Linked DNA regions of Homo sapiens: region 2 is linked to region 1. Evidence: read pairs that join two places in POLR2A ChIA-PET (ENCODE). Cell type or tissue: B cell. All regions are shown on one strand. Each heading gives the region's core, and the rest is flanking DNA. Links, peaks and the distances in the headings are about the cores only. Region 1 overlaps BMP10 (bone morphogenetic protein 10). Region 2 overlaps APLF (aprataxin and PNKP like factor).

The links. ChIA-PET counts read pairs that join two places held together with the same protein. Peaks named below come from ENCODE experiments on the same cell type or tissue, not always from the same donor. Only the 100,000 strongest peaks of a DNase experiment are listed, where the experiment ranks them.
Region 2: POLR2A ChIA-PET joins it to region 1 with 5 read pairs; 2 of 35 experiments call an interaction of 5 or more read pairs at or near these places.

What each region holds. Positions count from the first base shown.
Region 1 is chr2:68,850,289-68,866,022 of GRCh38, reverse strand. It overlaps BMP10 (bone morphogenetic protein 10), which reads left to right. Exons shown (of 2, transcript NM_014482.3): 2 at 1-5,114. The coding sequence ends at 392. Among named protein-coding and RNA genes, the nearest start is that of BMP10, 13 kb to the left of the region's middle. In B cell, for the core only: no CTCF peak of the experiment used is centred there; a DNase peak (open chromatin) is centred at 8,002.
Region 2 is chr2:68,579,906-68,595,639 of GRCh38, reverse strand. It overlaps APLF (aprataxin and PNKP like factor), which reads right to left. Exons shown (of 10, transcript NM_173545.3): 10 at 15,478-15,734. Among named protein-coding and RNA genes, the nearest start is that of PROKR1, 56 kb to the left of the region's middle. In B cell, for the core only: no CTCF peak of the experiment used is centred there; no DNase peak of the experiment used is centred there.

The DNA of each region.
Region 1 (15,734 bases), core at 4,317-12,316:
GGGAAGAGGCTTTGTTGCAGATGAGATCAAACATCATCTATGACTCCACTGCCCGAATCAGAAGGAACGCCAAAGGAAACTACTGTAAGAGGACCCCGCTCTACATCGACTTCAAGGAGATTGGGTGGGACTCCTGGATCATCGCTCCGCCTGGATACGAAGCCTATGAATGCCGTGGTGTTTGTAACTACCCCCTGGCAGAGCATCTCACACCCACAAAGCATGCAATTATCCAGGCCTTGGTCCACCTCAAGAATTCCCAGAAAGCTTCCAAAGCCTGCTGTGTGCCCACAAAGCTAGAGCCCATCTCCATCCTCTATTTAGACAAAGGCGTCGTCACCTACAAGTTTAAATACGAAGGCATGGCCGTCTCCGAATGTGGCTGTAGATAGAAGAAGAGTCCTATGGCTTATTTAATAACTGTAAATGTGTATATTTGGTGTTCCTATTTAATGAGATTATTTAATAAGGGTGTACAGTAATAGAGGCTTGCTGCCTTCAGGAAATGGACAGGTCAGTTTGTTGTAGGAAATGCATATTTTCCTCTCCAGTTAAGTCCCTTTCAATCTGTTTTCTCTTTGGACTTGCCATTTCCTGGCAATGCCACCTCCCTGTTGATTTGAAAACAACCCCTAGGCAAAATACAGTGTCAAAAGACACACACTTGTGTATGTATATTTGTACATACATGAACTTACAAAAATCTTTTGGTTCTATGCAGGCAGGTTATACTCATCTACATGCATGACTCACTCAAATGTATGCATATTAAAGGCCAATGGTATGTTCTCTGTTACCTCTTCTCTGAGTAGGATTTAAGTCAAGATAATTGACATCAGGGTTTTAATCATCCTAGGAAGTATTACCCTTCCTAAATACTCTGGAAATGTAAGTGTAGCTTTTGTCAGTTGAGTTTCTGTAGTTGCTCAGAGAGGAGGGGCCTGGCAAAGGATGCTTGAAGGGAAGGGTTAATTGATACAGAAACCAAATGGACTTAAGAGGTCTTAGAGGTACAACAGGAAAAAATGAACCCATGGAGGACCAATGTGCTCCAGAGGGCAACTCCTGGTCAAGGCAGGAAAACAGAAGAAACCAGCATGAAATCTGTTCCTGAGACAATAGGAAAGCAAGGCCATGAGTACTGGCCATTGCTGCTGCAGAGAGTAGAGGGGTTGGGAGGGTACTTGAAGGGGAGAAAGGGAGAAAGGGAAGAGGATATTGATGTTATCCTCAGAGGCTATCCTCAGATGTGTCTGTAAAACCAAAAGTGGTTCTGTTTAAAGAATTAAATCTTTTGGACAAAATAGAAGTATCAAAGACTAAGAGGAGGAAAATCAGAAGGGGTCTGTCTGTTGGAAGAAAGGATGTTAATATCTTTCTTCACCTGTTAACACTGTTCCCTTGTCTCAGCACCCCTGCTTTCCTCTGCTCCATCTTCTTCCTTCCCTCTTTCTTCTTGGCCCTAGTGCCTCTCACCTTCCTCCCATCCCTGTGTCCCTGCTCTTCCCTGGCCTTCATGATGCATGCTGTGAACTGGAAAGGGACACCTAAGTGCCTTTGCTCTCAGGGTGAAAGGAGTTAGTGTTCTAATTTCTAAATCTTCCCGTGATATTTAATTTGATTTTATTTTAATAATATCCTTTATCAAATGTTTTGTTCATGAAGAATACTTAGATATAAGAGAAAAGAAAACCAGAATAAGTAAGTATAAGAAAAAGAAAACCAGAGTCCAAATGAATGGATTTAAATAAACGAATTTATGAATAGACACACAAGCAAATGACTCAAAAGCCAAGCCTGAATTTTGAAATCATGATTGTTTCATGGTAGAAACCCAGTAACTTTCCCATCTTCTCATCTTACCATCTTCCCATTTTGCAACTGGCCAGGACTGAAAGTGGTGAGGAAGTGTTCTGCACAGGAAGGGTCCGGTGGGTTTTCCTGGCAGGTGGCAGCCTCCAGTCTTAACCCCTAACCATTTCCCTCTACCTGGCAAGCATATTCTGGGCTTTGTGCAGGAGGAACCAGAGCAGAGCAGAGCAGTTTCCAAACTGTTCCAGCATCTCCAGGCAGGGAACATGGATGGTTCCTGTTAGAACCAGGAATGTGGTTTCCAGTACGTCATCCCCCATTCACCCCTACTCATCTTAAGGAATGCTTCCTTAAGAAGTCTGACACTTTTTTCTTTTTTTTACCCTGGAAAACAATCAGTCCCCTTTTACAAATCTCTTAAGGTTATAAACTCAAACTGCACTAGACAATAGAGGCAAGGAAAACTATTTTGAAGAAGGCCCAATTTGAACCTCAGCTCGCTAGATCTGTTGTCTGCTGGGTGAATCCTGGGGAATTCATTGCTCATGGAAGAGTGGTGTTTTGACCGTCAGTGGGTATACAGTGATTGATGCTTTGAGAAAGCCATGCAACTCAGAATCACTATTTGTGGAACAGCCTCCATATAACATGATGTGTGTATGTGTGTGTGATGTATAGCTGGCTTTGAATAACCACGCTTAATACCCTCAGTGGAACGTGGTGCATCCTTCATACTCCATGGTACACAATGTATACTCACATACTCCAAGGTACTTCTTATCCTTTCTAAAGGACACTGTAATACATACACAGTAAAACCTCAGCTGACCAGGATAGTCCTGGTTAGATAAAAATTAAGCAAATTTTCTTTATGTCTAATACATATGACAGTGGTGTGCTGGTAAAACCCTTACAACCAGCAATCCAGGGGGAGAAAAAGCCCTGATTTGTGGATTTCAATGCTGCAAACGCTCCTACATGGTCTATCTTGAGCTGCCAAGGTGATGTCAACTGGCTTGCAAAACTTCTAAAACCTAAGTCAGCTCTTGGGAGCTGTGCACTGGTGCTGGCACACCGCTGACATTTAGTATCCCACTGACATTAGCACACCGCTGACATTAGCACCCTGATACTAGAATGTTAAGGATGTGCCAGCCCTGCTTTCCACTGTGTGCGCTGCTGGCTCCGGGCTTCTGGAGAAATCTTGTCTCGAGCACTTATAGTCACTCTTCTGTTAAAGAGATATGAAAATATAGGCTGTTGGCGATCAGGCTGCATAGCCCAGTTGTTTCTTTCTGCCCATCCAGATGTAAACCTGCATTTCTATGATTTTCTGCTTCCCTGTGGAAAGGGAGTGCAGAGAGCAACATATTGTTATTCAAATGTTGCTAGTTGTATTTTTTTGGCTTTTTGTCAGAAAGTGAAAAGACACAGCCCGTAGAGGAGTTCTCCCAGCTCCCACCGGAACCCCGGCAGCACACCGGTGTCACTTTCAACTCCTGCATTGACAGGAAGCCAGAATATTGTCAGATCCTTAAAAAGGTAGAATCTTACTAATGTTTCTCTGGTCATAGACCTTCTTCTGGGTCCCATGCCAGTTTTTTTCCCCCTTTTATTGCAGAATTATCATCACCGAAGTTGATATAGCTAAACAACTCTTGAGGAGAATTATAGCAGAGGGACTTGGGCAGCCCACAGCCAAAATATTCATGTAAGAGTTTCTAGGCTTCCCACTATTTATTGATTGATATATTTATTTTTGTAAAATATTGTAGAATACCAAATATTTTATTTTTATGTCTGTGATTCCCTTTTGGATAGAGAGTCTTCTGGGCTTCAGAGTATGGCTCACATATAATATATGGCCTGTATTTCCATCTCTCTCTTTTTGCATCAGAATATTCTATTGGTTTAAGGAATCTTGCCATAGCTTGCCATAATTTTGTATATTTGTGTCTTGCAGGCATGCTGTGCCTACAAGCATGCTTTGTAGTATATTTTCTGATTTGTAAATAGTACAGTTTTAACTGAAGTGTAGATGTTCCAGGAAATATTTAACCAATACATTGTCATGCAGTTTCATAAAGTGATGTTGTCAGTTTATCATGAGAAGCAAATATTGTCAGGCTGTGAGAGAATGTGATTGCTACTCAGTAAACGGAGATGCTATTTAAATGAATCTTTTCATCCCCCAAATCTGGTACTTCCCCTCTGAATTCACCTGTTGCCGTCACTGACCCAGAAATTCAGAGATGTGATTGGTCAAATTCATTTGTAATTGGACCAATTACTTTGTAAATGTCAAAAATGTTAGCTTAGTGATTTCCAAAAGAGTCAGCCCCAAAGTGCCGAATTCTTTCCTGATGTGTAAATTTTGGTCCGGGGAATTAATGACAAAAACCTTTTTTTTTTAAGAACTGTTACTAAATGTTTCAGTATTTGTTATGATTTATATTCTTCAAGTAAAAGATATTTTCATATAAGAGAATTTTATGTATTCTTCTTACTTGATTCATCAACAGATTATGAAGCCTAGCAGTGTTCTGGCAAAACCTTTTTAACTTGCCTAGAACACAGAAGGGATGTTGCCCTTTTTAAGGTTGTAGATCTTTTCAGAGTCACTGTGGGTCATTCTCAACCCTTTGCAGTTCTGCAAGCTCACATATGGTGCAAGAGGAAATGCTGGTATGACTCTGTGCATTTTCTTGCCCCCAAACAGGAACAGTTGATTTCCTACATTAAATGGAAGGTAGATGTGACTATGGAAGAGAAGTACACAGGGGTGTTTCTGCATGTGAAATATTTGTCATAAGTTAAAAACCCATCATGGAATAACTGTTTGTTGTGATCAGCATGTTTTTATCACACATGGGCACTGGTTTTGTGAGCACCTGGCTTGATAGTGGTGGGGCGGCCAATGTGCCAGCGCCCGCCTACTGAGCATTCATGGACATTGGAAATCAGCGAACACCACAGACACACCGAATCAGCTGATGCACGGTCATGTTCTGGGGTAAAACCTGTTCATTATCCATGTCCACATTTGTATAGTTATCACTAGACTAAAATGAAGATGGAAATAAATATTTTACCCTGTGTTCATGAACCAAATGTGTACCTTCAGAGTCTTTTTAAGTAAAATAAAAAAATTATTTTGGTGATAATTATTTGCAGCTTATTTTTCCTTGAGGTAAGGTATTTAATTTTGCACACTCCCCACTTTTTCATGTTTCTACTTGATAACATATCCCGATGGAATAAAACTAATTGCTATATTAATAAAGAATGGTCTGAAGAAACCATAAGTTGTTTTTGGCTTGTAACTGACCTCAGTAGGGAGTGGGATTTTGTAGCTCCATGGTTCTCCCACTTTATATGACTTTGTGTAATTCCCATTAATGCCACAGGCATTCACAGAAAATACAATTGGCTCCCTTTTGTCAGTAGCTGGGAAATATTTCTTCTTTGAATACCAAAGGAGGCAGTTTAGAGGTAACAGTCCTGGCCAACAGACAGACCTTGCTGCTTTTTCACGAAGGAAATTCATTCTTATGGCAGAATGTGGAATTTGAAGGGCATAGGGACAGCCCCAGGTAGAATAAAATCTCTTCCATCAGAAAATCATCCTGCATCACTTTTTTTGAGGGGACGCCTCCAGTGTCTCAGCTGGCAGGCTGAATCTGGCAAGTGTGTCGGAGGGAAGCACAGCCTTCATCCCTGGATGAGCACTGATAAGGTAAGACAGGGCTCTCCCATGGAGGAAAGGGAGCTGAGAGCCCAAGATGGGGCTGAGCCCAGGACTGGACTAAACAGACCTGAAAAGCCACTCGTGTAATTTGATTTTGAATTCTTTAGCAACCTATTCATTCTCTTCTTTAAATAAGTCCGTTTATAAAAGTCTGTCACAATGTGGGGTCTGGAACCCATCTCTGCAATTGGTTTGACCTGATCACAGCTATGCTGGACCAGCCGCCTTGTTCTGTGATTTCTTTCCTACTGATACAGCCTGGAATTGCACTAGGCAGACACACAGCTGCAAGTTATTTGGGGGGTAGTTTGTTTACAAAGTAAGATAAAAAATTATTTTCAAAGCTCACATTATACATTTATAATATGTTACAGGTTCTAATAGTATTCCTGATGTGAACTGAACTTTGTGGTATGGGGAAATCATGCCATGAGATCTCTGCATGTGACTCCAGTCACATGAATGAGAACCCACTTTTGTATAGAAGTGACTATTTGTAAATAAGGGGCCTATTTGGAGAAGGTGAGAGCTTGTTAACTTGGGTGGTTTAAATGGATTATGTGATTATCTCCAACTCACTCTCCTGAACTGTCAGTTTACAAGAAACAGCTCCTGCCCTCTCTTAACCTTCCTCAGACCATTCACACAGATCTAAAGTAGCTCATCTCATTCCAAGAAGAAAGCCCAGAAATGCATAGACAACGCAATACGTTTTTACTCTTAAATGTGATTCTGTGAATCTTATAAAAAATTTAGGCCACTCAGTTCAAATTAAGATTGATGGGAGGTGTGAAGTACCATTGTCAACTCAAGATTTGCTAGAAAGTTTTCACACACAGAACACTGAGCCCACTTCCTTGCACAGCATGGGAATGGTTTTAGAAAATTTAGTTCTAACTCCTTATTAGTATCTCACCTAAAATGCGTACCATAACCTTACTAATTATGAGGAAACATCAGATGAACCTATTTTAAGAAGATTCTGCACTCTTAAAAAGTCAATGAAAGGCAAAGAAAGATTGAGAAACCGTTATAGATTTAAAAAGACTAAAGAAGCATGACAACTAAGTGCAGTATGTGGTCCTGAATTGGATCCTAGACCCCTCAAAAACTGGCCAAAAGCACATTATCTTTTTGTTAAGTCCACTGCTGCCACAGCTGGTAGAGAGTCCAACTTCATCCATTGTATGCTCTCAAATGACATTCATTTGTAAAAATCTTCTGCATGGTTATTGCTCTTTTTCTGAAACTGTGAGAAGCTATACAGGAGTAACTAGGCTTTTGCTCAATGCAATGTCCAAGAAGCAGGCAGACAGCATTAAAAATGAAACCTTTCTTTGCTCAGTAGCCAAACTCAATGCAAGGAACAGAGCTGAAGGGAAATTGTTCATCACATGGCAAACCTGATGTTAATAAATGAGCTGCAATAAAACATTTTCCTGAAATAACCAAACTCAACATGCTTTTCAGGCAATAAGCCATCTGTTTCAAGTGTTTAGAAAACGGATCTCCAATCACTGGTAATTTAAACTTCCTTATACCCCAGTTCAATGTTTGATAAGGAAAGAGTGCTAACAGGATGGAAACTGAGTTACTATATTAAGAAACCCAGCAAGAACAAAAACCAGCCCCCTGCAGCTATTTTGTTTATGCTCCAGACCCATCTGTTTTAATTAACGTAATATTTACATGAGACCAGCTCCTGTTACGTCTTTTGCTGCAAATATCGCATGTTTTATTCTTTGTTGTTGTTGTTGTTCTTGCTTTTAAAAGAGATCCTGCAAAAGCACAGTTGCAGACTATGCCTGAGCGAGGTGTACACCGGGGAATTACACCTGCATTCTAGCTCCCCAGGTCCAGGCTCACCTGCTTTGTGCAGTTTGGGGTCAGATATCAGGTTGCCAGATGAAATACAGGATGTCCAATTAAATATGAATCTAAGATCAAACCATGAGTAGTTTGTTTAGTATAAGTCTGTCTCAAATGTTGTACAGAACATACTTATACTAAATAATGTTGGTTGACTACCTGAAATTCAAATTTGGTTGGATGTTTTTATCTGCTAAATCTGGCAGCTTAAGTCAGGTATTGCTCAGAAGGTTACATGAGTGGAAAGATCCAGAGAAAGATGAAGTCGTTTGCCTTTCCATGCCTAGAAGGGCTATTCAGAAGATGACTAATCACAAAGCATTAATTTGTTTACACTAAACAAATTATTCTAGTAAGGTTCATCATTGAAGAATAGCTTTGAGATTTGAAGTGGAAATCCCCTTGACCATGTCTGCCAATGCTAAAAACAGTAGTAACACCCCAAAATCATCATCCCCAGTTTATACGTGAAGAAATTGAGTCACAGTGAAGAAGGCATACTCTTAGAGGTCATTCAACCAGGCAGAAGCAGAAGTAGGATTGCGAACCCAAGCAGCTCACTTCCAGCAATCAAGCCCTTCCCTGCTCTGCCATGCTGCCTTCTACTTAAAACCACAAAAGTAGTGAACTTTCACATCCATTTTCCTACAAAATCTGTCAACAAACTGGAAACCCCCAAGCTTTAGCCAGGCGACACTGAGTGGGCCTCATACCTCAGGATCCAGGCTGCCTACCATACTTCCATCCCTCCCCTGGGGCTTTTTCCTGTCTCTTGCTTTCCTTCCCTCTTTGGAGCTGTTCTTCACTACTACATCTTTAAGAGTTTTCTCCCTGCAATACAGGTGCTTCCTCTTCCTGCCCTTTCTCAATGTATGGGTCCCATAGGTTAAGAGCTCACTGAGAATTCTGCAGAGATAGACACGGAGTGATGACAAGGACAGAGCAGAGTCATATGCACAGGTTGGATAACCCTATAGAGACCCTGGGGCACTCATTTGGTCTCTGAGTCCTCTCGGCTCCTCATCAGAATTGCCCAGACATTTCTCTCAAGGCTGGGAGCCTAGAAGGTGTTGGGTGTGAGACCAAGATGCTCAGCCCACAGCTCAAGGAGGAATCAGGCTGACACTGCTGGCTAATCTCATGCCCCAAACATTCTGCCAGGGTCCTGGCCAGCTATGTCTTTTCAGGATTTTCCCCTCCCTCTCTTATGAAATCTGTCTGTCAACTAACTGGAAACTCCCAACCCTTAGTGAGGAGACATCACATGGACCTGAGAGGTTTTTCTTTCCTCCTCGACCCCCACTGGGGAAGAGGCATGTTTCCCCAGAACTTCAGAAGATTCTCAACTGAACTGACTGACATTTTCACTACCTTTCCTGGGAGTCTTTCCAACACCGAGTCCTGAAAACCCTACCCTCAAAGATTCTCTTTTTTTATGTTGACTTCACCTATTTTAGATTTTGCTATATTCATTAAAAGTGAAATTCCTGGAGAAAAGGCTATGCACATTTAAAATATATAATTCTGAGAGATACTACCAAAAATGACTCTCCAAAACTTTACATCAAATTATAATCCATCAGCTGTGTATAAGAGTACTATTTCTACAGTTTCCAATATTCAATACTATTGCTTTTCTCAATGGACCCTGTTATGGATTGAATTGTGTTCTCCCAGAAAGATATGTTGAATCCCTAACCCCACATACCGTAGAATGTGACATTATTTGGAAATAGGGTCTTCATAGAGGTAATCAAGTTAAAATGAGATCCTTAGGGTAGACTGTAACCCAATATGACTGTTGTCCTTACAGAAAGGGCAAATTTGGACACAGAGACAGTTGGAACACAGGGAGAATGCCATTGAACATGAAGGTAAGGATTGCAGTGATGCTCCTACAAGTCAAAGAACACCAAAGATTGCCAGCAAATCACCAGAAACTATGGGCGAGGCATAGAACAGATTCCCCCTCACGACTATCAGAAAGAACCAACCAAGCCTACACCTTGATCTTGGACTTCTAGCTTCTGAAACTGAGAGATGAATAAATTTCTGTTGTTTAGACCAGTTTGTGATACACTGTTACAACCGGTCTGGAAAATTGTTACAGATGCTAAGTACAATAATTCCTTGTTATACATTTATTTCTTTAATGATTTAAATTGACTTAAAATTAAAATTTAATTATTTAATGATTGGTGAGTTTGAACATATTTTGACATATTTCCTGACCAGTTTTCTTCATTTCATAAATAAACTTTTCCTTTTACCCAGTGTTCATATTTTTCTAGCTAATTTGTTGGAATTCTATGTATTATGCACAATTAATCCTTTGTTATATGCTATGGATAGTTTTCCCAGTTTGTTGCTCATCTTTTAACTTTTTAAAAATAATACATTTTGTTGTTTAAAAAGTTTACATTTTTATTTAGTCAAATCTTTCAGTCTTTCCCTTTGTGGCTTCTTCACTTAGGTGCCTCATACTTAGAAGTGGTTTCTCCATTTCAAAATTATTACAAGGTTTTGTTGGCAAAATAACTGTCATTTTTGGCCTGGCCTAATGAAACTGCCAAGGGAATAAGAAAAGGTAGAGGGAAAAGGAAAGTGTTTTCTATTTTGTCTCTTCCTTGGACTATCCTAGACCAAGTTCACATCATCTGAGCCTGGAAGAAGCTTAAAGCCTTACTTTCTCTTGGGAGAGTTCTTGGAAAACCTCTCAATCTGCAGTTCCTGTGACTTGAGGCCTGGGTGCTTACTCCTGCAAAGCCCAGAGAACCTGCAGACCAGCCAGGCTCCTCTGTGCTAATGTCCCCTTATGCCTCCAGGCAGTCTTATCGGATGGTGCCATGATGTCGTTATCTATCACTGTGTAACAAACCACACCCAGACAGTGCTTTCGATAATAACAATCATTTATTTTGCTCATGAATCTGATGGTTGATTCAGATGGGCTTAAGGAGAATATTCTCCCTTGAGATCTCATATCATCTGATGGTAACAGGGATGCCATCATTTTGAAGGCACCTGGGTTGGGGCTTCTTAGATCTCTCTGTCTGTTCCCTCCACGCTGTCTTTCTAAACAGCTACCTCAGGGTAACCAGACTTTCTGTTCAGAAAAGAGAGAGAGAGAGAGAGAGAGAGAGAGAGAGAGACCTGTATTGGCTTTTATTACCTAACCCTGAGAGCCATGCAGCGTTACTTTCTCCTCACCCCGTGTGGTAGGACTGAGTCACAAGACCAGCTTATAATCAAGGGGAGGAGAATTAGATTCCACCTCCTGATGGGAAGTGTGCTGATGAATCTTCAGACATCTTTAAAAACTCTCACAGATAAATTGTGAGAATCCTCCAAATGGATTCTCTCTCTTCTGTGTACTGCCTGTGCAGGGTCTATAGGAAACATCCCTATCTTCCTTGCCTTGATGAACCCTAAGGGTGCAAGCCAGTCCCTGCTCAACAATAGCTTCTCTTCTTCGCTCCTCCACCAGACCAGGCTGCCAGGCTCTCTCTTGACCTCAGATTTCTGAGTGGGCTCAGACTTGAGTCCTCCCTGCCCCCCACCCCCAAATGTAGGAACACATATCAAGTTATCCCAGGGGTACCATTTGAACAACTCTTCCTGTACCTGAAGTGAAGGGCAGACATTCCTCCTTCCCTCCCCTAAATCCCAACAATCAGAGCTTGGCTAAGTAAATTAAGATTCACCCAGAAATGAGTGTGTTGACTAAAATCAAGTTTTGAAGAATACTTGTAGGCATGGCAAATATTCCTTAATGGGATAACAATTTTTCTTAAGTCAAATCATGACAGGTCTTTAAAATTTGGTGACCCAAGCTAAATGATGTATTTAAGCTAGAGCCAAAGACTACTTTCAGTTCTTTTGGTTTACTAGTATATTTTAAAGCTATATTTGGAATGCTTGCACTTTCAACAAAGGAATCACAGAAAAATTAAGCAACTTAACTAAGGTCATTGTATCAGTCAGCAAAAGGATTGACCACAAGATCTAGGTTTCTCAAGTTCTAGTATTAAGACTCAACCTTTTGCCATGAAGATGTTTTCAGTGAAATTTTTTCTAAGATTTACCTCAATATTTTTGTTTCAATGAGGCAGAAAATAAATAACAAAGAAAAAATTTCAGATTCTCCTAGACAATATTCTGCATTTTCTGAGCTTTCAGGAATATACTTGAACAAAAGCCAGATTTTAATAAATAAATGCTGCCAAGAAATATTATTTAATAAGTAGAGGTCCACATGATGCAGCAGAATGTTATTTGCTTGAGGAGTTGCAAAGTGAGAAGCAAAGTGCTTTTGACACATCCCAGGGCATGGTGTTGAAAAGCTGCGTGTGGAGTTAAGTAAAGGGTGAAGGCAGTGCGGATTTACACAGCAAGTACAGTAACCGAGTCCCATGATCTATCACCTTTAGGTTTGTTGTTTTTTGCCATGACAACTGCTTATCTTTGGTAGATGTTTTTGGATCCACAGCTGTCACTTGAGGAAGTGACTTTCCTTAACTGGCTTGACAAACAAAGACCAAATATGAAAATTCAGCAGCAGAACGAGAGATTTCCATATGGGAGATACTATGAGGTTTGTTAGAACTGCTCTTTTCATGGGTGCACAACTGATATAGAAAAAGACACAATGGCAAATACTGGTAACTCTGATATTCACCAAAAAGATGCAGTTAATCAACCACCTACAGCTAATTTGAACCCTTTAGAGCTAATACTAGTGCTATTACTGATGTGACAACTTAAAATCAGGAATAGGAAGATTGGAATGTTTGCCTGTAACTCTTGTGCTCCAGGCAAATTAAACCAACCTGAAGTTGCAATGCCAGATTACAGACTCTTCTATGCCATCTCATCCTGTATGGCCATCTTGTTGTCCACCAGTACAGCCCTAGTTCCTGTCTTCTTCTCAGACCATCCAAGGATCCCAGGATTCTCTTTGAGCTCCCTACAGCAGAATGGCAACCCCAGGGCCAAGCAAGTAACATAAAAAAAGGAAAGTCGCCAGGGTACCATTGGACAGCTCAGGCCTCAGCTGTTGGGAGCAACAGCTATGCAGTTCTAGATGACTGTTACCATAATGGAGTTTAGACCTGTGTGTACCAGATATTCCAATTTTTAAGATAAACTGGAAATACGGAACTTAAAAGTTTTTGAATTTTTCCACCTGGTTACAGAAAGTGTTTATACAATTCTTAGAAGTATAAATAATGCACATTTGTGAGTCAAATTTGGTTCCAAAGCTACGTCTTTACCCTGTCTGGCCTTGAGGTTAGTACAAATACTGGGAGAATCACATTCCTCTTGACTGAGACTATGGCCTTTCCCACTAAGCCCGTAGTCCTGCCAATAATGCCCAGAATTGGAACTGATCCTTTTTGCTCATCCTTCCATTTGATGTGCAGCTGCTTTTCTTGTTAAGACTGATTAAGAGTTGGGTTGGGTGCTTCTTTCTTCCCTCATTCTAGGGGAATGTATCTCTGTTTCCTGTTGACACATAGCCAACAGCATCCTTGAAGTTCTCAAAGAACTGCCCTTGATCCTAACATTGTTCCTATAGCCCAACATTAGAATGGGACTTTCTTCAACAAAGATGCACTCTGTTTCAATGGTTTTCAAGCTAGTTTGTGCATCAGAATCTTCTGAAGAGTAATTTAAAAAATAGATTCCCTGGTCTCACCCAGGAGAATGAGATTTAGTCAAATGGGTATGATATACGGCAGCAATTCCCTAATATTTTATTCTCAGAAGCTCTTTATCACCTTAAAAAATCACTGACTCCAAAGAGCTTGTGTTCATGTGGGTTTTATCTATTGATATTTACCATATTAGGAATTAAAACTGAAAATTAAAATATATATGTATTAATTCATTCTAAAACTAACAAACTCATTGCACATTAATATAAATAACAGTTGTTATTTATATTTGTTTGAATAATAAATGTTTTTCAAAACAAAATTAGTTTCATGAGAAGATTGGCATTGCTTTACAATTTTGTAAATCTCATCAGTGTCTGACTTAATGTAAAACACCTGGGGGCCAGGCGCCGTGGCTCATACTTGAAATCCCAGCACTTTGGGAGGCTGAGGTGGGCAGATCATGAGATCAGGAGTTTGAGACCAGCCTGGCCAGCATGGTGAAACCTCGTCTCTAATAAAAATACAAAAAATTAGCCGGGCGTGGTGGGGCATGCTTGTAGGCCCAGCTACTCAGGAGGCTGAGGCAGGAGAATTGCTTGAACCCGCGAGGCGGATGTTGCAGCGAGCTGAGATCATGCCACTGCACTCCAGCCTATGCGACAGAGCGAGACCCTATCTCAAAAAAAAAAAAAAAAAAAAAAAAAGACACCTGTATTTCCCTATCTGCTTTGCATTCAATCCATTGCAATATGTCGTTTTGGTTGAAATATGTGAAAAACACTTGGCTTCACACAAATTTATAGTTGAAAAAGGAAAACATATTTTAATCGTCTGTTCAGATAATTGTGCCTATTGTTCTTTGACACTACACTAAAACTTAATGAATGGTAGTTTCTTCAATGTTAGTTGCAAGGGAAAATCTTAAATCTTTTAGTAAACTCTTTGTACTTAGTTATATTAAAAGCCATTTGTCCTGTACTTTTAATGGACCTTTTACCTACACATAATTCTATAACATTATATATTTGTTATTTGGAAAATATTTGTCATCAGACCTTCTACATGTTGACATATTTCATTAAACAATATTATCACATATCATGTGGCTTCTGGAAAACTGTTGTACGCTTGGTGAGAGAATGATATTGATACAAGCAAATAATGTCCTGGTGTTATTATGTAAATAGTTTTGACTTCTATGGACTCTCTGGTCCACAGAGCCTTCTCTAGGAAAAAACAACAACAAAAACAACAACACAGTTCTTTCCTATACATGTATAAAACTAGATTCAGCTTCAGGCTGTGCTATTAACTAGCTAAGAGACCTTAAGAAAGATTCTTTATCTTTCTATGACTAATTTTCTCAACTGTAAAATAAAAGTGTTGAACCTCAGTTGGTGTTTATTAAGGGAGTACCATTAGCAATTGAGGCAGAAAAAGTTGCTGTTGAGAGAGACTATCCCTCACGTTACATTATATGTATTATTCCTGGCCTCCCTAAATATGAGTAGCACGATACTCCACCCTCAGCCATTGTAAAAACCCAGAGCCCTCGAGAGAATCTTTTGGAGGGAGCTATTGCCTCTAGTTGAGACCTATTGGACAAAAGGAATTTTAAGTTTCTTTTCAATTCTGAAGCCAATTCTATTAAAATAGGGTAAATGACTACTTTTGAAACTATTGAACACACTTTGAATTTCTCTTTTGCCGTGTGTGTGTGTGTGTGTGTGTGTGTGTGTGTGTGTACATCTACTTAGGTATTACAGATGTCCTTAAATATGTTGGATTAGACAAATGTTTGTGACCACATGGAGAAATTAGAAGAGCTGGGGGTTGGAGCAGGGAAAATAAAACAGACATAGGAAACAACCCTCATATTTTCCTGGCCACCTTGTTGCAAATTAAGAAATCTTGAAATCTTTACTAGTTGATAGTGCTTTGCACATTCCCTTGTTCAGCTGACCAGAGGTGTGGAAAGGAAGAGCTAAGGTCTCCCTAGCACGCCAAGCTTCAGGAAACCTAGATGGCCATGAGCTGGTCCCTCAGCCCTGGTTCCTTTTGCTCCTGAAGGGGCTGTGTAGCTCAGAGGGTAAAAGCCTGAGCTGGACCCAGCCTGCCTGGGTTTGAATTCCAGCTTTGCCACTTCCTGGCTACATTTCCTTAGAACGTCACTTCCCGTCTCTGTGTCTGAGTTCCCTCATTTGCCTACTGAAAAGAACAAAAGCACTGGCCTTATGACTTACTATGAAGATTAAATGTGTTGATGCATTCAAGGTACTTGGAACAATGTGTGTCAATGTGTAAGGAAGCAATAAATGTCAATGAATAGCATTCCTAAGTGAAGGTGGGAAGCCCTGCCCCCTCCACTGAAAACCCCGGTTCACCTTTCCCTGCTACATATTTTACTTCTTTTCCCAGAAGGCTGAATATGAGGCTGATTGATTTTTACCTTACTCTTCTGTGTACACATGAGTTACTGGTTATGATCTGGGGAAGCATCATTTTATAAACCTGCAGGGCGTCAGCAAAGAGCTCTCAGGGAGCCCTCCTGATGCCATTCCCAGTGAAGGCAAAGACATTTCCCAAAGCCTAGTAGAGTCCAACAGAGCTGGCACACCAGAAATTTGGAGGATTGGAACACACAT
Region 2 (15,734 bases), core at 4,382-12,381, 270 kb after region 1:
ATAGAAGTTGATAAATAAAAATAAATAAATGCTGATAACTTGGAAAAAAAGAGAAAAAGAAAATAACAGCTGCAGTTACATGTATCTAGTGCCACCACACCATGTGCTAAGCACTTGATGGACACATTACATACATATTTTCTCCTCATCCTTTCAACACTTCTACAAGATGGGTGTGTTATCCCCATTTTCCAGATAAAAATCTGAAGCTCACCCAGGTCTGGGAGCTCTTTGCTGCTACACCACCCTGTCTGCCCCGGTAGAGGGCGATGGAGAGCATATACAAAAACAAAAAGAAAACAAAACAAAAAGCATGTAAGTAAAGAAAGGCAAGTAAATCAAGGTTACAACTGGAGAAAACGATTTGTTCTTATAAGCAAGAATGACTAAAGACCTTAACAGACTATGAAAAACCTAGATGTTCAAAATAAATTGGCTTTGGATACACTTGAGAACAGTGGGCTGCCAGAGCCCTTATTAAGTCTACCAGAAACAAAAATGCCCTCTTTTGGGTGAAACATGTGCAGGGAGCCAAAGCTGGATATTAATTACCGAGTGACTTCAACTACCAGCCACCCTCTAGAAGTCCGCTGTGAAGTGGAATGTAAAATAACACAGGTAATCACAGACACAGGTTGCTGGAAATGATGCAAACACATTATTCTCCCCAAATTAAAACACTCTACTCATGTCCAGAGCTTGAAAATTTGTTTCCCAGTAAAGGTCAAGAAAAGCAAACATTGCTTGAATTTAATTATTAAGCCAGCTGTCAGTCACTGGCAGTGACACAAGCAGGAAGACATTTCAAGGCAGGAAATCAGCTGCAGTTAGCATGACAGGGTCCTTGCATCTTTAATCAGGAACTCCTCTGTCAGAATATTTTATTTATCACTGAAAGAATAATGCCAAGTTGGCATCTATTTTATTCCCTTACTGTATCTTTTTTCTTTTTTAAATAGCAAATCTAGCAAACAAGACCTTAGTTTACTAAGATTCGATGGATTTCAGTAGGGCTGATAACTGTATTAATTTGCATTAACTGTCCATATTCTAAAGTAGTGCCCTGAAGCAAGATCGAAACATGAGATACCAATGGCAATTCATTTTGCTTATAAGTTTAGGCATGAGAGTGACTGGTCCAGACAGAAGAACTGGTTCTATCCCCTGAATCCGCCACTACCAACTAGCAGTGGCTTCAAAAATTATAGGGGTGTGTGGGTAGAAACCAAGATTGGTAGATGGGAAGGAAGGGAGTACTTGGATTGATACAGAGTGAATGAGGAAGAGGCCTCAAACATCTGCCATTGCCTCTAGAACAACCACTGCAACTAATTTTTCCTCTGTAACTTTGGTGAATTCACATAAACTCTTGAATCTTTAATTTACCAGTTGCGAAACAGGAATAGGATACTCAAAAAGGAAGTTACTAATAATGGTCTGAAGGTGGTGGTGGCTATGAGTGGTTATGAGTGATTTTTATATTGTTCTTTCTGCTTGTCTGTTTTCTCTGGTTTTTCCAAAATAGAATTTAAAGCATGTTATAAAATTTAAATATTCTATGATTTTTATACATCAAAGTTTCCTTAAGATTGAGTTAAGGACTAGCTACTGATGAATTTTTTGATGAAAAATCCATGTTTACACATGGGTTTATAGTAGAGGAAGGAATTCATCATTGACTCAAATTATAGTCAACATTCGTCTACGGTCAACACTGCTTCTCAATGAATTCTAAAGCTTCTTCCAGCAGGAAAATTAAATGATTATGATATCTTTACTACTTTCTTCCAATACATATTTTCCAGTGACCATGATGGTACAGAAATACCATCAGGGCTTACTGTCTGACACGGGGTTAATGAGCAATATAGAAAAGTTCATCAATTCAGGAAACTACCTAAAGGTCATGATTAATTACATTTTCAATAGCCTTTAATTTTTTTCAGGATAACGATGGTCATAAAGAAAAAATGATTTTTAAATTATATTGAATTAAATTAAAATGATATAACTAAAAACAGAAAACAAAGATGCAAATGTATACTTAATACCAAAGAAAGTCTTATTTTTAAGTTTCTATCTCTCCTTTAGACACATATCAGCATATGTAATGACACATTTCATTAACATGCATGTACAATCTTCATCATTTCCACTTGGAGTTCTTTTTAAGCTTTTTAATAATTTGAGTGCTATTAATGGTTATGATAGAAATGTTTATGCTTCCCATGTATGGATTTATTATTCAGCTGACATGGGCTTGGATTTTGTTGGTTATAGTGTAACTCACTTTCTCTTCTAGAATATTCATTTTCTCAAAGTCACAAGATATACATTTAGTTTAGTAGAACAAATATTTACAGATAATCAGACATGTATATAGCACTGGGCTAGGTATTATGTGAGAAAAAGAGAACACAGCCCATTCCCTCAAGAAAAGTAGACCATCGGTGACACTTCTAACATGACCACTTCTTCCCTATTGAGACAGGGCTGTCAGCTAGAAGTTAGGGAGCCCTGAAGAGCTCTAGATGTCCTTGGTAATACTTCCTCTTCCCTGCCTTCAGGATGCCCCAAGCCTTGGCTGCCCACGGACAAATCCAGGTTGGAAGCTGCAATGAGAGCTCAGTACCCTGTATCACAACTTATCCCAACATGCTGTCACCCGTTTGCTTCAGTCACCACCAGGATCCAAGATGCCAGTTCACTTATTCCTCATCTATTATCTTATACCTGTGTGTTCAACAGGTATACAAATATGACTCAGTTTCTCACTCCTTCACAACCCTAAACTCTTGACCTTTGTAACTCACAGCCTGTCATTTGCAAAATCCCCTAAATGCTCACCTCTTCTCTGAACATTCCCATGATCTAGCCCTACACAATCTGGCTCCTGCCTACTTCTACCAGAGGAAGCCCTCTCCCACCCCTCCTCTCCACCTTGATCCTTCTACCATAAGCACTCTAGTTTTCCTGCTGTTTCTGGAACTCCCCAGGCTCCTTCCTGCCCGTGGCCTTTGTACTTGTCAGCTCCGTTTGGTATACTCTCTTCCTACACCTTCTCCTGGCCACTGCCTTGTTCACTCAGGTCTGTATTCACACATCACTCCTCAGGGAGGCCTTTCCTGACCACGGATCTAAAACAGCCACCACCCCTCACACCTATCGCAAGCTCCCACCCCACCATTCTCTATGCTTTTCCCCTGCTTTATTTCTATAGCACTTATTACACCTATCGTAGTCTCTATTTTGTTGGTGTATTTCCTGTTATCTCATTATACTATAAACTCCATTTGGGAAAGAACGTTGTCTCATTCATCTCTGCATCTTCTATGCCAAGAACAATGTCTGTGGCAGTTCCAGCTGCTCAACAAGTATGTGTTGAATGAATGAGTGAATGAGTATTTCAGAATTTTCAGAATGCCCCAGAAAAAAATTCATGGTTATATAAGTTTTAGAAACAGTAGATATATAAACCCAGTTTTAAAGACTCACAGGACACATTTGCTTATGCAAGGCTATGTCAAGTCTCAAAGCAACAAACCCATTTAATTCCGCATTTCAAAATTAATTTCATCATGGTACCCTTTTTAAGCCTCACCTATAAATATCTATAGAATCAGAATTCCATTTGGGAAAGATTGCTGTTGGCAACTGAAATCTGTTGAGGATACTTTAGAGGAGAATGACATCTCTTGACCTCTGGACAATCCCCTACTTCCTTCCCTTTCTTCCATCTCCAATTTCCTAATTTCTTTTATAGGCCAGAACAGAACCCACTCTCAGGAGTCTGGGCACTGGGAATCTGGGGCTCACTTAAGAGAAAGTCTCTCTGTTGGTGGACACTCAAGAGACTCTGTTACCCAAAGAGCTACACTGAGGTGAGCAATGTGTCACCCAAGCTTATCTCACATGGGTGACAGGAACCTCCAGTACAGCAGTATCCAGCCTTGCCCCAGTTCCAGCCTCCTCCAACATAAAACTCCCTTCCTCATGGTAAGATATGAGGGTTGGAGGCCATTGTTAGGAGAGTGAGGGTAAATCCCCTTGCCTCTTCAACTTGCTACTTTTTACCATTTTTACATGTATCCTGGGAGTTAGGTTTAAAGGCTTAATTAGATTCAGGTTAACATTTTTGGCAAGGGTGGAGTCAGCTCCTTCTTTGGGCGAACTCTGATGGAAGTTATCTGTGATCTGCCCCTCGGTGGGACCTGGCTGCACTCTCTTTTCCACGTCACCTCCATTGAGTATCAGGTCTGACTTGGGCTCAGAAGCTGAGTCTGGTGGCCTCATGTATTCATTGCCTGTTACATATAAACTGAAGTTCACAGCATTCTCTGTCTCCTTGGTATGCTGTAGGCATGGGCTACAGTTAATTTTATTTTCTCTTTACCAATTAAAACGATGCTTTCCCCAAATAAAGCATATTATTATTTTAAAATTTATGGACCCTGTGAATTTTACAACTGACTTTCCCCCTTGTTTGGGAAGACTGAGAGCTGGATTTGCTCCTCTATAAACCAGTATATGAGCTATGCTTTTCTGTACATTCTTGTGAATTAACTTCATCCCTGGCTTAAGCTTTCTATTCTGCTTTTGTGTTCAATTCTCCATCTATTTCTTTTTCATCTTGTGTATTTCTGTAAGCTGCCTTGGTTCCTTAATGGAATGAGGCAGGAATGTAAATCCACAGAGCAGCAGAGTGTTTGTAGGCATAGGAAGATGCCGGCATGTGTTGACATACTTATTTGCCTATCTTGCAAAGTTTAATCATCAGAACTGAAGGTCATGAAGCACTGCACCATACTGGGTAATGACATGGCATTTCCATTGGCATTTAATGGTAAATTGCATTGCCTTTCACAGTACTAAAACTGTTGTTGTAGAAGAAAGAAATACTTTGGATTCTGGAAATTAAAGCAAATGGGAGAAATAATGTAAACCACCTTATCTATTGGAGGCCAAAGTTTCAAGCTTGTATTCTGGCTGGAACTCTCAGCCTAGTGCTACCCAAACCCATCTGACTTCCAGTCCTCAATTTGCTCTTCCTGAGAGGGAAGGTGGAATTCTTTAAGAATTGTGATCTTTCCCTGAACGTGTTTTAAAATTGAGGACGATGGAAAAGAAAAAATAAAATGAGTATCAGACACTTTGCAATTAGCTATTTAAGAGAAATACATCTTAAGTAAGGAGGAGCTAACGGAGTCTTTTGTAGCCTACACAGCTCTGAGCTGACTCCCAAGTTCAGCTTCAGGTATTATCAGGCTGTCGACAGGTCAAGAAAGAAGACATGAGAAGAGCTGGCCCCTGCGTATAGAGAACACTAGCCTTGTCTTCCATGCTCACTTGTCTCATCTGCTTGAGAACTTCATTTCTGCCTGTCTTTGGGCTGTTTACCCCATAAAAGCCCAACTTTGCTATTCTGAATCTTGGATCCTTGCCCAAGAGATTAGTTAATGCATTTGTGTACATGGCAGTGTTGAAAAACAAAAGTTGCCAGGCAGCAGAAAGACAACCAACCATCCTCCCACAAACATGACTTTAGATCTTGGTTTGAACAAATCAAGTAGTGTGATGTGGAACAAATTCATACACTAGAAGGAAGTTCCTGGATGGCCTGGATTTCTGTCACCCCAGTGCCTGGAGCAGAGCTTGGCACTAAGTGGGAGCTCAGTAAGTATTTATTTGTTGAACAAATGAGAGGATGCTAGGAGTTACATAGGCCAGTACAACTTCGTAGCATTGGTGTTTAATGGTCACAGATCACAAAGGCACAGATCATGTCCTGTGCTGAAAATGAGTTAACAAATTCAAACAGGCTGGAGCTGAGCTGTCCCCTATTGCCCAGAGCTCCCAAATACCAATTGTTTGCTTTCCTTCCTTTGCAGCATTGGGAGCCATTCAGTGACTTAGAAGACGATGTTAGAGTGTGAGAGGTCACACAAAGATATGAGGCTCCTGAGTGTTCAGCTGACAGCCCCACCCCACTGACCAGGACAAAGGTTGCCCCTCTCTGCTTCTACTGCCCCCTTTTTTTTTTTTTTTTTTGAATCGGGGTCTTGCTCTGTTGCTCAAGATGGAGTGAAGCAGCACAATCTTCTCTGCTCATGGCAACTTCCATCTTTTGGGTTCAAGTGATCCTCCTGTCTCAGCTTCCCAAATAGCTGGGATTAAAGCGGGCACCACCACACCCAGCTAACTTTCGTATTTTTAGTAGAGACGGGATTTCGCCATGTTGGTGAACAGGCTGGTCTTGAACTCCTGACCTCAAGTGATCCACCCGCCTCAGCCTCCCAAAATGCTGGAATTACAGGTGTAAGCCGCTGCACCCAGCCTGCTTCTACCCCATGTTCTGAGAGTTCTGCCTGTGGCTTCTCCTCTGCAAAGTTACCTCCAACCTTGTCTTCAGCCCTGTTTCTCCTGATGGAGCCAGTGTAGGAAGTGGTGGGTAGGCAGTGCGTCCTGCCTCCAGTCCCTGGGAAGGTCCCAGGCCGCTCTGCCTCTTCTGTCCCTCTCATGCTGTAGGAGCTGCCAAGGACAACCTTGAGGAAAGGCAAAGGCGTTCCTCAGCCTGCCAGGCGGTGTGACCTGTGTGGCCCTTGCTCTGCTTCCCAGCTTTGGTGTTGTTATTTCTTTACCTATAATGTGTGTTAAACCTAAAACTCCATTCCCAGCTGCTGCAGTTTAAAGCTATACTTAACTCTCTAATAATAAGCTAATATATGTTGGTGCAACACTTTGCACTCTGTGGTCCAAAGATCTGAAGAACATTTTTTTATTCCCCCCGAAAATGTGAAGAACATTTTTTTTTAGTCAGGATGCATTTACATAGCACCTGTGTAACAAAATAAGACTCATTACTTGGCAAAATGCCAGAATTTCATGTTACAGCGTTGTCAAACTTTTAAAAGACAAACATTAACTTTGCAACATTTCTGTCAGCCTGACTCCTTACTTACTAACTTTTGGAGAAAGGAAAAGAAAGATCATAACAAGCAATGACCAAAATTTGCTTAATTGACACCATAGTGTTCATTACATAGCTTAATCTTAATTTAAACTCTAGTGTAATAACTAAAAGTTGGTTTGTTTCTCCTTATGCTGTATGTAACAGACAGGACTGACTAGCTTAAGGAAAATATGAAGAGCTGCTGGGGTCGTTTGATGAAAGGAAGAGTTGACCAGCCAGAGAACCAGACAGCTCTGAGGCCTCAGCAATGGAGGCCTGGGGACCTGCTCTCCAGAGTGCTGTGGTAGAGAGCGCCTCTGATACGAGGCGCTCCTTGTCCCTGTCCTTATCTACTCAAAAAAAAAAAAAAAAAAACCCTAGAAAAAGCACCCGACTGGCCCTGCTAGCGTAAGGGGTCACCCCAAACCAGTTGCTGAGGTCAGAAGGGTAAGGTCATGTGCCTGGGCCGTGGCCCCTGGAGGCTCTCTTCTGTGCGCCGGCACTGTCCCCAGAGAAGGAATCAGCCAGTGAGGCAGCTCCCCAGGGTCTCCACCAAGGGAAACACAAATGTTCTTCTTTAAAATGAACCAAGTAGGTGGGGTGCGATGGCTCATGCCTGTAATCCCAGTACTTTGGGAGGCCAAGGGGGCAGGATCCCTTAATCCCAGGAGTTTGAGACCAGTCTAGGCAACACAGGGAAACCCCATGTCTACAAAAAAAAAAAAATTTTTTTTTAATTACCTGGACATGGTGGGGCATGCCTGTAGTCCCAGCTGCTTGGGAAGCTGAGGCGGGAGGATTGCTTGAGCCCAGGAATTTGAGACTGCAGTCAATGGTGATTGTACCATTGCCCTCTGGCTTAGGTGACAGAGCCAGACCCTGTCTTAAAAAATAATAATAATTAAATTAAATTAAAAAGAATAAAATGAACCAATGGTGGCTCCTGTTGGTGTAATGTCGTGTTGAGAGATGCAGGGAATGTCATTAACTCGACACTGTCACTCCAACAGGCTTGATCTCACTATTTCGTTAACACTTCTAAGGTGAAGTGCTAATGACTTTTATTGGTTTAGGAGGACAATAGTCAGTGTGCTAGTTTGAAAGAAAAGTTTGGGGAAAACAAACATGTATCCTTCCTTAGGGAATATCTACATAAACATCCAGACTGCTAATTCCAGACAGCTGTTTATTTCACAGGCCAGTAAGCCTGCTAAGTCAAAAAACGGACATCTCCTTAGCAGGAGGCATGTGTTAATATTTAGGTATGGACGACTAATGCCATTTTGAGATGTCAACCATTAATTAAAAATAACAAGTGCTATATCTAAGAATAACAGGCAGATTGATCTGTGGCTATTAATTAGACCTAGCAAGCAACATGATTTTATCTTCTGTCAGTTAGCTCTTAGTAATCAACATTGTCAAAGGAAAGTGACTTTTATCAGCATGGAATTAAGGGTGCTGGGCACACAGTTTGCTTAATCTCAGTTTTGGAACAACAAATTTCTCTTTCAAAATAAAAGAGATGAATTACAATGATATACTTTCCTTAAGCTAGCACTAACACAATTAGGAAGATTCTGGTCCTCCCACTTAAGCACTGAGGTAAGGGGGGCAGAGGTTGTCTGGAGTCCTAATTAGCTCATGTTCTTCAACCCACATTTCTTATCCAGTGATGAGAACCATGGGGAGAAAGCCTCCTGGCTTCTTACCTTTTGGTGCTCTACTAACAGAAGAGAAACAATCCTGAGTGTTCACCTGCTGACCTAATGATGCCAACAGTGAAGAGTCCAAGCACCAAGATATCAAGGAGAACTGAATCATGCAATGTTTATGGTGAATGCTGAATATCACAGAATGTCAGGAGTTGTCCAGAAGAGGGTGGGAAGATGAAGAGTGAAGATGCGGGAAATTATTTGCTGAAAAAAAGTTTGATATAATTCATTTGTAATTCCCAATGTTTGGTACTATCCTACGAGTAGAAACGTGAATACTTTCCATTTCCTCTGTGGCTATTAATCTGTTCACCCTTTTTAATGTCTTATAAAGTACACTTTGGAAAGTTATTTTTTTTAGAAAGTCATACATTCATCTACATTTACAAATTGACATGAAGTTGTACATACTCTCTTACAAAATTTTAAAATATCCATATTTGTAGTTCTAACCCTTTTTATTTTTAATGTTTGTCTTTTTTTTTTTTTTTTTTTGCTAAGAGTTGTCTCTATTTTTTCTCTTATTGATCAAGTCTGTTGGGTTTTCCTTTTTTAGTCTTTTATCTAAAGATTTTACTAATTCTATCCTATCCTTGGCTAATTCGGATGCTCTGCTTTTGTCTAGCTCTAAAATACTTAGTTGATTTATTATTAATCTTTTTTCTTATACATGTAAGACAATATTATTTTTCTTCAAATATATTACTTGCTACATAATAGTAACATAATACTCTAATTGTTGCTTATTTTTAAACAGCTTACAAGTTCAACCTGATGCCTTTTTTTCCAGAGATATGATTTTAATCTACTCAGAAGGATGGATTAAAATATCACATCCATTAGATTTATTTTTCCTGTCCTTTGGTTGTTCGTTTCTAATTTCATTACACCATAGGAGGTTTCCACTGTGGGCTCCACAGACAAAATGAAACCCATGGCACAAACAAGGAAGTTTCCTGACAGTGTAGTTAGCACCAATGTGAGCCGCTAAACTCACAGCTAATGAAGGTTAAAATCTCAAGAATAATCTGTGTCACTGATGGAATTACTGTGTGTATAATTTTATGGTTTCAAAGAATATTGGCTACTTCTATTCTTGACTTTCCATCTTTTATGCTTTATGAAAAATGAAAGTCGCACAGATTAATCCCAAACTTCAGAATGATTAATTTTCTTTTGAGGCGTCACAAACTCTGCTTGCTTTTCATTGTTGGGCCTGGACTGAACTCCTCATTAGAGATATATAGAAGTGGGCTTATACTGCTTGCTTTCCAAAGCTGTCCTTCAACAGCATCTTATCCATGAACCAGAAAGCTGTGTGTGTGTGTGTGTGTGTGTGTGTGTGTGTGTGTGTATTTTAATACTAATACTAGTGCCCCATCTGAGAGATTCTGACCCAGTAGGTCTCTCATGGAACCCAGCACCTATTGTTTTTTAAAGAAATTCACAGGGGATTCTGATGCACAGCTAGGTTAAGGATCACTGTATTAATAAATTTAACTAATACAAAAATGCTAACAGAAGTACAAGTACCCATTCCTTAACTTTCACAACATTGTAATCTCTCTGCAGATTCCTTCTTTCTGACTATAAAACATGCTGTGTGTTCCCACCGTAAAAACAATGCCACACAAAACAAACCTCTACTGATTTTATCATCTCTACACTTCCCTAGAGTGATTGCAATCCATTTATTTCTTCTCAACCATTTCTTCCTGAACACCCTGACATCTTGCTTCTCCCATGCTACTCTTTTGGTCATCATCACTCATGTCCAAAGAGTCATTTATCCATTCAACAAGTATGTATTGAGCACCAGTTATGTTCTAGGCACTGTTCTTAACACTGGAAATTTGGCACTGAAAACAATGGACAAATACCCTTGTCTTGATGAAGTTTACATTCTAGCAAAGTGAGAAAGAAAAACGAACAGAGGTAAATTACACAGTATTCTGAGAAATACATATTATGAAAAAAATAGAGCTAGGTATAAGAGATCAGAAGTGTATATGTGGGGATGGAGTGGAGGAAGCAGAAATGTCAAATAGGGTGACCAAGTAAGGCCTTAGACATTTCCCTCAAGGGGAACAACTCTTGAAGGAGGTGATGGTCTGATCCATGTGATTATCTTGGGAAAGAGCATTCGAGGCAGAATGAACAGCCAGGCCGTAGACCTGAAGTCAGGAACATATGTGAGAAAAAATAAGGAGGCTAATCCAGCTGGATCAGAGAAAGTGAAAAATTGTAGTAGGTGAGGCTGGGGAGATAATAAAGGACATAATAAAGACTCTGGCTTTGGTCTGAGTGAGACTGGAGACCACTGGAGGGTTTGGGACAAGGGTGTAATATGATTTGACTTAAGCTGTAATAGGATTACTCTGACTGCTGTGCTCTGAATAAACTTATAGGAGACCAAAGGTTGGAGCAGGGAGCCCAAGTTGATAGCAGTTGAAGTGCAGAAATATAGTCAGATTCTGGATATATTTTGAAAGTAGAATCAACAAGATTTTGCTGATTGTTGAAGGAAGTGGGACTGAAGAATAAATATTCTTAAGGTTTTGTGGCCTGAGCAAGGGCAAAGAAGTTTCAGAAGGACAATTAGAATTCAGTATTAAACATGTGAAGTTTGAGGTGTTTATCCTACAGTCAAGTGGAAATGTTGGGTAGGCAGTTGGATATATAAAGGCTTGGAGCTTAGGGAAGAGGTCTCTCCTTGAGATACAAATTTAGGAGTTTTCAGCATATGGAAAAGAGCCACAAGATTGCATAAAATCACCATGGAAATGAATGTAGAGAGGAAAAGGAACCTAGGACCAAGGACTCTGCCCTGGAACACTTTAAGTGTTCATGGAAAAAAGAAATACCAAGCAAAGAACACTGGGAGTAAGGTGGGTAGAAAACTCAAGACATTCTAATTTCCTGGAAGTCAAGTGAAGGAAATGTTCCAAGGAGATGGAAGTGACCTTTTGTTTCAAATGTTGAGGAAAGATTGAGAAGGATGAGGGCTGAGAAATGACCATAGGATTCAGGAGAGTGGAAATCACTGATGCACCTGACAAAAGCAGTTTCAGTGGAAAAGGTGGTGGGAAAGGCTTGATTTTGTAACCAAGTTCAGGCTCATCCTACTCATCGCACAACAGCCAATAAGTAGGGAGACAAGGAGTTGGAGCAAGGAAGGCAACTTAATTTTGGAAAGCCAGTAAACCGAGAAGATGGCCGACTAACGTCCTAAAGTACCATCTTAAATCAGAACAAATTTCAGGCTGCTTTTATGTTAAGGGCAAAAGGAAGAGGAGGGGGTTGGGACAAAGAAGTGACCAATGAGTACAAATATGTGGGCACCAGTAAGAGTCCAAGGGCTTTGGGAACTTCTTTGTGCTTGGTCAGGTCACAATGCACCTATAAATCTTTAATAAAACATAATTGTTTACATACTTCCTCAATAATCACAGAATTAGTTTCAAAAACTACATGATTCCTGTTTTCACATTTAATCTCAGTGCTCTGAAATTATCCTAGCCTACGTGTAGCAATGGGTAAAGGTCCCTTAAATGAAAATGGAATTAGTTATGTTAGTTCTTTTGATGTTTTTCTGTTACAATTTTAAGGACTTAAAGGATGGGCACTGGTGACAGCAAGTATAGACAACACTTTTGACGAATTTTCCTGTTAAGGGGAGAAGATAAATAGGGTAGTAAAGCTGTTGCAGGGAGTGAATTAAGGAAAGTTTTTTTGTCTCTCTTTAAGATGGAAGAAATATTATTAAGTTTACATGGTGATGGGAATGAATCAGTACATAGGAAAAAACTGATGAGATGGGAGAGGGGGAGGAATTACCAGTGTAATGTCCTTAAGCACGTAAGAGATGCCTGGATCTAGGGAAATGATTTTAAATAAAATAATAAACAATTTATCTATAATACCGGGGGAGAAGATAAAGAATTTGAGAATAGCTGGTAGGTGGGTAGATGCAGGTGAGAGTTTGTAAAAGTTCTCATTGAATAGCTTCAATTATCTCAGTGAAGTAGGAAGCTAAATCTAATCTCAGTTCTTAGGTGTGTAACCATTCTATAGCAACTGACAATATTAACTACTTCTTCCTTCTTAATATTCATTCTACTTTCAGCTCCCGTGACACAGAAAGTTCCTAACATTCCTCTTCTTCTAATTCCTCTGAAGAATCTTTTTATCTATCTTCCTATCCCTTAAATTATGACACTAAATATCTTGTCCTCAACTCTCTTTTACCACTTACTCCTTTGGTGACTGTGGTAGACATTACTAGTGTTCACTCTGTTTCTCATCTTTTCTGGACACCCATAAGACTGTACTTCCCAAGCCCCTTCTAGTGGTTAAAGCCATGTAATTACTTCTGGCCAATGAGCTGCAAACAGGAGTGATGTCACTTCAGCCTGAAGCCTTTAATTACACTATAACCCTCTACTTTCTGTATTCCCTTGCAGTCATGATTAAGAAGGTCTCACGATCCAGATGATACAACTGCAAGAAGGCAGAGACTGTAAAATGCTGGAATGCTGAGTTGCTACATGGAAGACAGTGCCCTAGAGGGTCACCCAACACAGAAAATCTTGGCATAAGAAAATGTTCCTTGTGTTAAGACACTGAGATTTTGGGGTTATCCTAGCATAACTAGTCTAACTGAATGGCACAGTGACCTACTGGAGTGGTTCTCAAAATTTTCAGCCTCAGGAGTCTTTTCACTCTTAAAAATTACTGAGAAACCCAAAAAGCTTTTGTTTATGAGGGTCGTATTTGTAGACAGTTACCATACTGGAGATTATAATTGAGAAATTTTTAAAATATTTAGTAATTCACTTAAAAAGAAGAGTAAACCCATTACACACTGATACATGTATTTTATAAAAAATAATTATATATTTTAAAGAATTTAGTCAGATGAATGGCATTGTTTTACATTTTTGCAAATCTCTTTAATGTCTGTCTTCTCTAGAAGACAGGTAGATTCCTGTATCTGCTCTCCTATGTTGTTTTGCTTAAAGTACATGGAGCAAACCAGGCCTTACACAGATATGTAGTTGAAAAGGAAGGAGTATTTTAATAGGCTTTTCAGGTAATGGTGGATATTCTTCTTGATGTCACAAAAATAGACAAATTGCAGTTTCTGGAAGATTAGTTGAAATATGGAATCTGAAACCATATTAATGAACTTAACAGACTCTGTTACATTAAGTCCATTGCTTCATCTTACACTTTGACTGGATCTCTTACCCATGCCTGGTTTTATAACATCATACACTGGTTATGTGGAAAATGTTGGCTTACTAAGTTTTGCAGCTCTTCCAAATATTGATACATTTTATTATATCATATCACCTACAATATCATCAGAATAGTTTTTAGAGTTTTGAAAAGCTATCAAGCTAATGGTGATGAATCCAAGTTCTTCCAAAATTCTGATTTTTGCTTAAAAGCTCAAATTTCAGCATTACAGCAAATACTGTTGGTTGTTTTCCTTGAAAACAGGGCTCATTTAGTTCATGTTTGATAAAACATCTGCCAAATACTGAAGTTTGAATAATCATAATATGTCTGCCAGTCATTCTTTCAAGTAAAAATTTTGTTCCATAAAAAAATCTGTTAGTTCATCCTGCAACTCAATCACACCAAGATTTTCTCATGACTGAGACTGTATATACTTCAGTATACAGCCAGAGGGGTATTTCTGTTACACTCTAGCTTCTCCTTCTCTGACTGGTCCCATTCTATCCACTATGTTATTTGAATGCTTGCCTCATTGCCTTTGTAAAATCTTTTACTGTAGATACCATTTCTTTTTCTTTTTTGTATCTTTCATGGTATTTAGTAGTCACTGTCACTGAATGAATAAATATCCTATTGTCCAGAATAGAGAGTAAGCACATTGAAAATAGGGACTCTATGTTATTCTTTGAATTGCTGACACCTAAGACAGTATCTTGGGCACAACAGAGTATAAATGTGGTTGTTTATGATGATAAAGTTTATTATGTACATTATATTAGGGTGGCCAATAATAATCTCAATCATAATTATTCCTTATCACTTTACTTTCAGTACATATTGTAGAGGTGAAGCTTTGTAGGCTAGGTTTGTAGATTGGCAGGAAAAGATCCCCCTCCCCCACATGCACACACCATTATGGACTCCTGGCCAACAAAGAGACTGAATGGGAATGAGGTGGTCTCACAGAGCAGGGCTGGATGCAGCGTGCTGGTGGACAGTTTCCCCCTCAGTGAGGTGTGCTGGTGACACTGAACAATTAGTTGTAAGAAACTACCCATTTACTCTCAGCTTTACATCAACATTCTGGAGTAATTATGCTCACAATCTATCTGCTTTCATTACAATGAATGTTTAGGATCCTCTAGTTCTAGAAACTCAGTATCAATAGGGCCATCCTCAACCAGGGGAAAACACCAAAGTCAGTGTTCAAGTGTCCCCCAAAACTCTTCAGGTCTCCAGTTTCCCAGGGTCCTAGAAAACCCATCCCCCCTCAAAAGTTTAGCCAGAAAATATTTGCTTTTAAAATTAGGCACATAGGTGAGAAATGTATATATGATAATTTTTACCATGACAGAGGAGGCTGGGATATAGTTTCAGTTCCAGGAACACCATGACAGGGAGAATTGGCTCTTATCCACTGTATAGAACAGCAATTAATTTAAAAAATCAAGCTTTGTTAATGGTGCTCTTGAGACCACTGACAGCCTAATGTTACCGGTTTTCCCTCTGTTTTGGAAAACACAGATCTAAACACAGTCCAATTACACTTTCATTTTCATTACACTTCAGTCAATTAAGCTATACATTTATTTATACAATAGTTATACTCAAAAGTGTCTTCAGGATGATTATGAAAGTTGCATTAAAACTGTATCGTTAAAAGCAGCTACCATGAACTATTACATTACTACGAAGAATATCCTTTGATATTAAATATTTTTTTCCTTCTAAAAGACTGGTATTACCCTTTGCATTACTTTTTTGTGACAGATTTATTGAAATATATAGTTCACGTGCAATGAAATCTACCCTTTGAAAGTGTACAA